Linked DNA regions of Homo sapiens: region 1 is linked to region 2. Evidence: chromatin loops called from intact Hi-C (ENCODE). Cell type or tissue: natural killer cell. All regions are shown on one strand. Links, peaks and the distances in the headings refer to the core of each region. The heading gives the core; the rest is flanking DNA.

Region 1 (5,370 bases), core at 132-5,131, 67 kb after region 2:
GCGTTAAATGTTAAAAAAAGAAAAAGCAGGCTGGGCGTGGTAGCTCACCCCTATAATCCCAGCACTTTGGGAGGCCAAGGCGGGCAGATCACCTGAGGTCAGGAGTTCAAGACCAGCCTGGCCAACATAGTGAAAATCTCTCTCTACTAAAAATACAAAAATTAGGTGGGTAAAGTGGCATGTGCCTGTAGTCCTGGCTACTTCGGAGGCTGAGGCATGAGAATCACTTGAACCTGGGAAGTGGAGGTGGCAGTGAGTCAAGATCGTGCCACTGCACCCCAGCCTGGGCGACAGAGCAAAACTCTGTCTCAAAAAAAAAAAAAAAAACAAAAAACCACAACACAAAAAGCACCCCAAACACCCTCCAGCAGGCAAGTGGAGGTCCTTGCTGTGCTCCATCCATTCCCTGGAAGATTGCTTAGTAATCAAGGCAGCAAACTACAGATACAACAAACAACACGCTTGGCTCCCAAATGCAGACGCCGAGGGGAGGGAGGGAGGGAAGAAGGGTGGCAGGAAGGGAGTCAAGAGTCAATGGGCCTTACGTTGTGGGAGTCCACTTGAAGGACTGTAGGATAGGGAGCGGGCTGGTGGTGGCCAGGGCCTGGGGATTTCCTTTGCTGCTTCTTTTTTAAGAGACGGGGTCTCGCTCTGTCTCCCAGGCTGGAGGGCGATGGCACGACCATAACTTACTGAAGCCTTGATCTTGTGGGCTCAAGGGATCCTCCCACCTCACCCTCCCAAGTAACTGGGACCACAGGCATGCGCCACCACGCCTGGCTAATTTTTTTATGTTTTCGTAGAGACAAGGTCTTGCTATGTTGCCCACGTTGGTCTCGAACTCCTGGGCTCAAGCAATCCTCCTGCCTGAGCCTCCCTAAGTGCTGGGATTACAGGCGTGAGTTACTACACCCAGCCTGGCCTGTGGGTTTTTGAGAGGTTGACTACAAAGGGGCATAGGGACAGGGATTTTAGGAGGTGACGGAACCGCTCTGTATCTTGATTGAGGTAAGGGTTACTTTGCCATATGCAGCTGTCAGCATGATAGGGACAGGGGTTTTAGGAGGTGACGGAACCGCTCTGTATCTTGATTGAGGTAAGGGTTACTTTGCCATATGCAGCTGTCAGCATGATAGGGACAGGGATTTTAGGAGGTGACGGAACCGCTCTGTATCTTGATTGAGGTAAGGGTTACTTTGCCATATGCAGCTGTCAGCATGCACAGAACAGTACACTTGACATTTACTGCATGTAAATTATACCCAATAAAGAAGACAAAAGGCCAGTACCTGGTCCTTCGTTCTCCCCTCCCGTTCCCGGATGTAAGTGGTGACGATTCGCTCTGTCTCCTCTCGCAACCGGGGGTAGGAACTGAGCTGGGGGAACAAGCAGAGTGGTCGCATTGGCGGGGTCCTCGTGGCACGGGAAGCAACATGAACCACACAGGTAGAAAATGCGGAGGGGGGTGGGGAATGAGATATGAGGGGGCCCACCGAGCCCACACCTTGCTCCTGGCCCCCAGTGAGTCCAGCTGGGAGCTAAGAGCAGAAGAGTGGGGGCACCGTGGACCGGAGACAGCAGGAGAGCAGAGCTGCTTTTCCAGCCAGTGACCGGGGGGCAGGAGGCAGGAGGCAACATGAAAGCAGAAAAGCAGGGGCATGTTTGCCATGCAGGGCTTCAGGGCACCCCCCTCTTGCCCAGCACTGGGTGAGAGCAGGAACCCTGAAGGGCCTCGCCAGCGTGAGTGAGTAGCGTCTGTTCTAGAATGGTAAGGCGGGTATCTGGGCCATCAGCCTCGATAGGAACTCCTTGCAGAGAACCACTCCTGATCACTGTATCTGTGGCACACACTCGCCAAATGCCCCCACCTCCCCAGGCTTCATCTGCAGCACCAACTTAACCAGACCTCATGCACAGGGGAGTCCCATCTTCTGCAGTGTGGGTCAAGTCCACGAGTCGGGGAAAATGGAATGGTTACTCTCAGGTGGCCTAGACTGTGAGAACATGCAGGGCTATACAGATGATGTGTTTCCTGTGTTTTGCTGTTTTGGTGCTGGCTGGGAAACCCCTTTCTCTAGGGGTTCCAGGAAAGGGCACTGCTTAGTAAATGCAATGCGTTTGGCAACAACAAAGGCTGACCGCCCCCACGGGCAGCCACAACCCACGTGTGATGCCACTCCCCCCATTCCATCTGCCAATGCAAGGTGGCGACATCTCTAAGTGACAACTGGTAGGCGGAAGGGGGTTCCTGCCGAGGCTGAATTTTCCAGATGCTCGGGTTGAGACTAACACATGGAGGGGGAGGACGGGGACAAATGCGGAGATGAGAACAAAACCTGTTACCTTCTCGGCACACTTTTTTATGACCGTGGCCAGCTCTGAGACCACGAGATCAACACACTTCAAACTCGGCTCTTTGAGTTTTACAATCTGTTTTTTCACAATGGCTTCAAAGGCCATGTCGGGGGTGAAGAGCCCCGTCCTGGGTCATGCGGAGGGCAGGATGAGGCAGAAAGACACCCAGGGACAGTGCAGGCCACACACGCAGGACAGGAGACAGAGAGAAGAGAAGAAACGAGAGTCATCTGATTAGTCCATGCATGGGGGAGCCTGCGCCCGCATTTGCCCCGGAAGCTGCTTCGGATCAAAGAGGTCTGGGGTTTGGGGGTGTGGGCTCGGTCTGGGGTGTAGTTACAGAAGGGCCACGGGGGGTTGTCATTGCACAGACAGACAGCCAAGGTGTGCGGAGTCCTCTAACATTCATGTCCATGACACCTGGCTCTAGGACGAGCGTTTTCCAACCTGTTTGGACTGTTTTCCCCCTCCCTTTTCTAATCGAAGAAGCTTAAGCAGCAAATGTGGGCTTTTCCAGACTAAGAACAGAGGGGCTCAAGCAGAAATTCCCTGGCAACCCGGAGCGCTGGGGACACTGTGGTCGCGCAAGCACAGACTGCCCACTGGGAGGCATTTCAGCTGCTTGGCCAAAGCGTGCTGCCCTGGGAACCAGGCCCGCGGCGTTGGCGCGGGTTGGGGGAGCCCGGCGCGTCCTGCTGAGTGGAGGCAGTGGCTCGTCGAGAGCGCATAGAGGCACTGTGACTAAGTGGATCCAAAAATGGGCTGCCCCTGGGGGACAGCGTGGGGTGCAGGGGGTGGGCAGGGGCACTTAGGACCCCAGCTGGCTCTCATGATGTCGCTGGCATTCAGGCCATTCCCGGAGCTGAGGGACAGAGAAGTCGGTGGCTCCAGGGAAGTCTGAGAATGCCGGGCATTGGTCAAGAAGGGGTGACAGCCAGGGAGCTTCAAGGAGCTCAGCCTCCAGCAGTTGACGCGGGGGGTCCCTCTCTGCTTCCCAGGAGGCAGCAAAGCAACAGCCCAGTGAAACCCCAATTTCATCAGACACATGCTAGGCTTGGTATCAGGGTCCCAGGGACAACTGTGCATCTGTCTGGCCAGTCCAGGAGGCCTGGCACTCCCCTGTGTGCCTGGGCCCAGGCCTACATGCTCCTGCCCCAGCCTCTGGGGAGAGGCCAAGTTCACGGACACAAAGCGATATGGGGAGAAAAGGCACCAGTGGGGGCCAATGAGGCGCTGGGAGCCTGATACCAAACCCCCGTACCCCCGTTTCCACAAGGTCAGGAGTCACCCTGCCGAGGGAGCAATACCTTACTGGTACACTGCCTAACTGTATTGATTAGCTCCTGGATAACCAGGTCGACACATTTCAGACAGGGCTCTTTCAGCTTGACGACCTGCTTTTTCACAATGGCCTCGAATGCCAAGTCCGGGGTGAAAAGCCCGGTCCTGAAACCGTCCAGACCCGGGGGCAGGGGAGATAAGTCAGAGAGAAACAAAGCATGGTCAGCAATTTCATTGGCCCTGGCCGGGTCCCCAACAAGGAATGAAGGTTGTGTCATGTGTGGGGTCGGATGCCTGAGTCCACTGCCCGGAAACCCTCAGGGTGACCCGAGGACCCCACGGCGATGGAAGGGCAGACACCTGGAGCAACTACCTTTGTTAGAATAAGGAGGGGACCCAAGAGGCTCACGAGGAAGCCATGATGGGGACTCATGCTGGCTTCCCAAAACCCTGATTCAGTGCCGCCCCGCCCCTCCCCAGGCAAATCTGCAGTGAGCATTCTTAGTTTAGCATGAGGTTCACACCAACCGACTGGGCAGGAACTAAGCCCTATTTGATCAGGAGCTGCAGACAGCCCTGAAGCCTGCAATGGACGCAGGACTAAGACACATCCACCCTCATGTGCCCTTGGAGACCCTCAGGGAGGGGCTCGCAGCTACAGAAAACCATCCAAGAGCCCTCTTAAGGCCTAACGATTAGGGACTCAGAGGTGTGGGTGACCCAATTAGCTGGGGGGTCGCACCACGGAGAGGAAGGAACAGTGGTGACTCTCCTCGTGGAACTTGCCTGACTCCATGGATGTTCTTAATGGCATAGCTGATCTCCCGTCGTAAGTCCTTCTCGTCAAACTCCATCTGAGAAGAGACAAACCAAGCACATGCATGGAGGCACCCGGGGCGCCCCCGTGGCAGGCGTGCATCTGGGGAACGTTCTCTCCCACGTGTGGCTATATTCACAAGGCAGAATATTTAACTCGTCAAAATTTTATTTAAAAAATTGAAAACTGGCCAGATACAGTGGCTCACACCTGTAATCTCAGCACTTTGGGAGGCCAAGGCAGGCAGATGGCTTGAGCCCAGGAGTTTGAGACCAGCCTGGGCAACATAGTGAGACCCCATCTCTACTAAAAATACAAAAATTGGCCAGGTGGGCTGGTGCACGCCTATAGTCCCAGCTACTCGGGAGGCTGAGGTGGGAGGATCATCCGAGCCCAGGAAGGTCGAAGCTGCAGTGAGCTGTGATTGCACCACTGCACTCCAGCCTGGGTGAAAGAGCAAGACCCTGTCTCAAAAAAAATAAAAATAAACAAACAAATTAATTAATTAAAACCCAGTTTCAGAAAGCATGACATGACACCAACTCTCTCATCATATTGGTGGGAATATAAATTCATGTAAACTTAGATTTTTCAGACTATCAGTATGCACCACCACACCCAGCTTTTTCTTTTTTCTTTCTTTTTGTTTTTTTTGTTTTTTTTTGAGATAGGGTCTGGCTCTGTCACTGAGGCTGGAGTGCGGTGGTGCCATCTTGGCTCATTGCTGCATCCTCTGCCTCCTGGGCTCAAGTGATTCTCCTACCTCAGCTTCCCAAGTAGCTAGGACTACAGGCACATGCCACCACACCTGGATAATTTTTGTATTTTTAGTAGAGATGGGGTTTCACCATGTTGCCCAGGCTGGTCTTGAACTCCTGGGCTCAAGTGATCAGGCCCCCTTGGCCTCCCACGGATTA
Region 2 (5,370 bases), core at 102-5,101:
ACAGGAGAATGGTGGGTGCCAGGGGCTGGGGGAGGGACAACGGGGAGTGGGTGTTGCACGGAGACAAGTTTGGGAGGATGAGAAATTTCTGGGCCGGGCACGGTGGCTCATGCCTGTAACCCCAGCACTTTGGGAGGCCGAGGCGGGCAGATCACTTGAGGTCAGGAGTCTGAGACCAGCCTGGCCAACTTGGTGAAACCTTGTCTCTACTAAAAATATACAAAAATTATACAAAAATTAGGCTGGGTGCAGTGGCTCATGCTTATAATCCCAACACTTTGGGAGGTTGAGGTGGGTGGATCACCTGAGGTCAGGAGTTCAAGACGAGCCAGGCCAACATGGTGAAACCCTGTATCTACTAAAAATACAAACATTAGCTAGGTGTGGTATCAGGCACCTACAGTCCCAGCTACTTGGGAGGCTGAGGTGGGAGAATCGCTTCAACCCCAGAAGTGGAGGCTGCAGATGGCACCACTGCACTCCAGCCTGGACGATAATTGCGAAACTCCGTCTCCAAAAAAAAAAACTTTAGCCAGCCGCGGTGGCATGTGCCTGTAATCCAAGCTACTCGGGAAGCTGAGACATGAGAATTGCTTGAACCTGGGTGCAGCAAGCCAAGATCGTACCACTGCACTCCAGACTAGGCAACAAAGTGAAACTGTATCTTAAAAAAAAGGCCGGGCCTGGTGGCTCACGCCTGTAATCCCAGCACTTTGGGAGGCTGAGGCAGGTGGATCATTTGAGGTCAGGAGTTCGAGACTAGCCTGACAAACATGGAGAAACTCCGCTTCTACTAAAAATACAAAAAAAAAAAAAAAAAAAATTAGCTGGGCATGCTGGCGCTCGCCTGTAATCCCAGCTACTCGGCAGGAGAATCGCTTGAACCTGGGAGGTTGAGGTTGCAGTGAGCCAAGATGGCACCACTGCACTCCAGCCTGGTGACAGAGCGAGAGTCCGTCTCAAAAAAAAAAAAAAATTAGCCAGGCATGGTGGCAGGCACCTATAATCCCAGCTACTTGGGAGGCTGAGGCAGGAGAATCACTTGAACCCAGGGGGGGAGGTTGCAGTGAGCCAAGATCATGACATCCCTTTACTCCAGCCTGGGCGAAAGAGCAAAACTCCATCTCAAAAAATTAATAAAATAAAATTTAAAAATAAAAAGGAAGAAAAATAAATAAATAAATATATATATAAAAATAAACTAGCTGGGCATGGTGGTGGAAGTCTGTGGTCCCAGCTACTCGGGAGGCTGAGGCTGGAGGATCTTTTGAGCCCAGGTGATCAAGGCTGCAGTGAGCTATGATGGTGCCCCTGCACTCCAGCGTGGGAGACAGAGCAAGACCCTGTCTCAAAAAAAAATTGGCGGGGGTGGTGGGTGAAGGTACAGATCCACTTCTGCGTGTATTTGCCACGTGCAGCTGCTAACAGTGGTTACCTGTATGTCTGCAGAAAGGAATACCAATGGATGAAGAGGCATGGCTTAGTAAGAAAACTTTATTGTATATTTTGACATGTGAATGCTTTTCATACGGAAATTTTTTGTTTGTTTGAGACAAAGTCTTGCTCTGTCACCCAGGCTGGAGTGCAGTGATGCAATCATAGCTCACTGCAGACTCAACCTCCCAGGCTCAAGCAATCTTCCCACCTCGGCCTCTTAAAGTGATGGGATTACAGGCATGAGCCACCACGCCTGGTCCTTAATTTAAGAAAAAAAAAGTAAAAAAACAAATAAAAGGCCGGGCATGGTGGCTCATGCCTGTAATCCCAGCACTTTGGGAGGCCAAGGCGGGCGGATCACCTGAGGTCGGTTGTTGGAGACCAGCCTGGCCAACATGATGAAAACCCGTCTCTACTAAAAATACAAAAATTAGCCGGGCGCGATGGCAGGCGCCTGTAATCCCAGCTACTCGGGAAGCTGAGGCAGGAGAATCGCTTGAATCCAGGAGGTGGAGGTTGCAGTGAGATCAAGCCACTGCACTCCAGCCTGGGTGACAGAGCAAGACTCCATCTCAAAAAACAAACAAAAATAAATAAAAACTACCTCAAAAAGTGGGGAGAGGGGGCATCACCAGGCTGGTGTTCTGTGCGGTGTGGATTCTCATGGAAACGTTTAGATTGAGCCCTGCCTGCCGGGTTTTTCTTATGGCCTCAGGATTTATTCTGGAAGCAGAGACCTCAGAGGGCTGCACAGGCCCGTGCCAAGCCCCCTTCCTTCCTACCATCTGTATCCCAGGCACTCCTAGTCTATCTCTAGAACTGACCTCTCTCCTGAACTGTAGACTCCCCTCTCCATCTGCTCCCAGGCGCCATGGGTTGAGGTGGCTGACTCCACACTCCTGACCCTCCAAGCCTCACCCTCCTTGGCCTCCCTCTTCTCCCTTGGCCCCCTCATCAAAAATCAGCTCTGTGTTTTCTCTCCCCTATATCTCCCCTAACCTGCATCTGATCACTTCTTCGAACTCCACTGCCAACATTTTGGACCAAACCACCCACCCTTTGGTGCACGCTTGGCCCAGCTCTTCAGTCTCCAGGCTCCTGCCTTCCACTGATCCCCGCTTTCCCCAAATCTGTCCTCCTGCAGAAGCCACCAGAGGGCGCCTGTGTGCACCTGAATCCGGTCCCCTCCCTCCTATACTAGGAACCCTTCCGGGATCCCAGCTCAATAGCAGTAAAATCAAAGTTCTTCATGGGGTCCCCTTCGACTCCTCACTCCACCCCAGCTTACTGGGCTGTGCCAAAAATGTGTCCTCAGCCTGGATCAATCATCCCCAATCTTCCCCACCTCCTGCTTGTCACCCATCTCAGACTTTCCTGATCTCCTGTCTAAAGCAGCTTCCGCAGCCAGCCAGCATGGTGGCTCACACCTGTAATCCCAGTGGATCACCTGAGGTCAGGAGTTTGAGACCAGCCTGGCCAGCATGGTGAAACCCCCGTCTCTACTAAAAATACAAAAATCAGCTGGGTGTGGTAGCATGTGCCTGTAATCCCAGCTGCCCGGGAGGCTGAGGCATGAGAATTGCTTGAACCCGGGAGTCGGAAGTTGTGTGAGCCGAGATCACACCACTGTGCTCCAGCCTGGGCGACAGAGCTAGACTCTGTCTTGAAAAAAAACAAATCCCTCCCTCTGCTTTTGGGGGATATTGTTCCCCATTGTCACACAGTGTCAGGGCTGGGATTTAAACCTGGGTCTATGGGACTCTCTGCACAGCTACATTTTGGGGTAGCCTTGGCATTTGTACTTTTTCATTTTTATCTGTTTGTTTGTTTTAGATGGAGTTTTGCTCTTGTGGCCCAGGCTGGAGTGCAATGCCTCAATCTTGGCTCACTGCTACCTCCACCTCCTGGGTCCAAGTGATTCTCCTGTCTCAGCCTCCCAAGTAGCTGAGATTACAAGCATGCACCACCACGCCCAGCTAATTTTTTGTATTTAGCAGAGATGAGGTTTCACCATATTGGTCAGGCTGGTCTCAAACTCCTGACCCACACCCGCCTCGGCCTTCCAAAGTGCTGGGATTACAGACGTGAGTCACCGCACCCAGCAACTTCATGCTTTTCTTTATACCCAGAGGGGACCGACCACAGCCTGTCACAGATTGTGACACAGATTGTCACAAGCCTCTATGAGAGGCCACCAGGTCACCCTGAATCCTCTGTCACCATTCTGAGGGGCTGTCATGACTGAGACCAAAGGCAGCACTGACCAGGCCAGGACATACCACCAAGGGGCCTGCCTGCCTGTGGCCACAAGACAGCCTGACGTCACCACCTTCAATTAACACACCCCCTGGGATTTTTTCACAGCCAACTCTCGGCTCACTACTGAGTCCCTGTTCAGTGATTCTGGGCTTTTCCTAGCCCCCCCGCAGCTTAGAGACAGCAGGTCAACTTAGCCTCGTGGTGCCCCTTGAGCCCGCCCCGTTCTCCCGGTAGGACGGTCAGCAGAAAACCGGTTCCAAGAAAAAGAACCACTCACCGCGGAGACGGTAAACAGGGAGTTATCGAAGGACATGTCTGAAACAGAAAGAGAAAGAAAACCCAGGATTGGGGGCCAGTTGTAACTTCCCTGCTCCCTGCCATCCCCGCACTGCCCCCCAGCCCACAGGGAAGCAATTGGGGTCCATCTCCCAGCATCCTCTATGGCGCCTTTCCAACCCATTCTGCACGGTGAACTGTTCACAGCTACAAAGTGAACCAAGTCCTTCTACACACAGTCTTCCTAGGGGTATCTCTCACTGCCCTCAGGAAAATGGGTGTCTTATCTCAGGCCTTCCAGAAGGAGCACCTGCCAGCTCCTCCTCCTCCCCAGGCTCTCCTCCAATTGCTCCATCACCCATTTTTTTTTTCTTGTTTTTGAGAAGGAGTCTCACTCTGTTGCCCAGGCTGGAGTGCAATGACAGGATCTCGGCTCAATGCAACTTCCGCCTCCTGGGTTCAAGTGATTGTCCTGCCTCAGCCTCCTAATAGCTGGGATTACAGGCATGCACCACTACACCTAGCTAATTTTCATATTCTTAGTAGAGATAGGGATTCACCATGTTGGCCAGGTTGGTCTTGAACTCCTTGCCCCAAGAGATCTGCCTGCCTCGGCCTCCCAAAATGCTGGGATTACAGGTGTGAGCCACCACACCCGGCCTCCATTACCCATTCTTGTAGGTCTCTGCTTAAACATCACTTCTAGCCAGGTGAGGTGGCTCACGGCTGTAATCCCAACGCTTTGGAAGGCCAAGGAGGGAGGATCACTTGAGCCCAGGAGTTCAAGACCAGCCTGGGCAACATAATTTTTTGTCTCTAGAAAAAAAAATTTAAAAAGTAGCTGAGTGTGGTGGTGTATGCCTGTGGTCCCAGCTACTCAGGAGGCTGAGAGGGGAGGATCACTTCAGCCTAGGAGGTCGAGGCTGCAGTGAGCTATGATTGCGCCACTGCGTTCCTGTCTGGGTGACAGAGCAAGACTCTGTCTCAAAAAAAAAAAAAAAAAAAAACAGGCTGGGCGCGGTGGCTCATGCCTGTAATCCCAGCACTTTAGGAGGCTGAGGCGGGCAGATCACGAGGTCAGGAGATCGAGACCATCCTGGCTAACATGGTGAAATCCCATCTCTACTAAAAAAATACAAAAAATTAGCCGGGTGTGGTGGCGGGCGCCTGTAGTCCCAGCTACTCAGGAGGCTGAGGCAGGAGAATGGCTTGAACCCAGGAGGCAGAGCTTGCAGTGAGCCCAGATCGCGTCACCGCACTCCAGCCTGGGCGACAGAGTGAGACTCCGCCTCAAAACAAAAACAAACAAAAAACAACAACAACAAAAGGGCGGTGGCTCACGCCTGTAATTGCCTGTAATCTCAGCACTTTGGGAGGCTGAGGTGGGTGGATCACCTG

The links. Peaks named below come from ENCODE experiments on the same cell type or tissue, not always from the same donor. Only the 100,000 strongest peaks of a DNase experiment are listed, where the experiment ranks them.
Region 1: a loop joins it to region 2, with 5 times the contacts of the local background. A loop is called at or near these places in 5 of 110 quality-filtered maps.

Annotation. Positions count from the first base shown.
Region 1 is chr19:10,794,492-10,799,861 of GRCh38, reverse strand. It overlaps DNM2 (dynamin 2), which reads right to left. Exons shown (of 21, transcript NM_001005361.3): 9 at 4,423-4,490; 10 at 2,344-2,482; 11 at 1,290-1,376. Among named protein-coding and RNA genes, the nearest start is that of MIR4748, 17 kb to the right of the region's middle. In natural killer cell, for the core only: no CTCF peak of the experiment used is centred there; DNase peaks (open chromatin) are centred at 2,091 and 2,641; H3K4me3 peaks cover 766 bases; H3K27ac peaks cover 4,274 bases.
Region 2 is chr19:10,861,811-10,867,180 of GRCh38, reverse strand. It overlaps C19orf38 (chromosome 19 open reading frame 38), which reads right to left. Exons shown (of 7, transcript NM_001136482.3): 6 at 3,974-4,011. Among named protein-coding and RNA genes, the nearest start is that of CARM1, 7.1 kb to the left of the region's middle. RefSeq lists enhancers at 2,484-2,603, 3,480-4,328. In natural killer cell, for the core only: a CTCF peak has its summit at 2,583 (motif pointing right); a DNase peak (open chromatin) is centred at 2,590.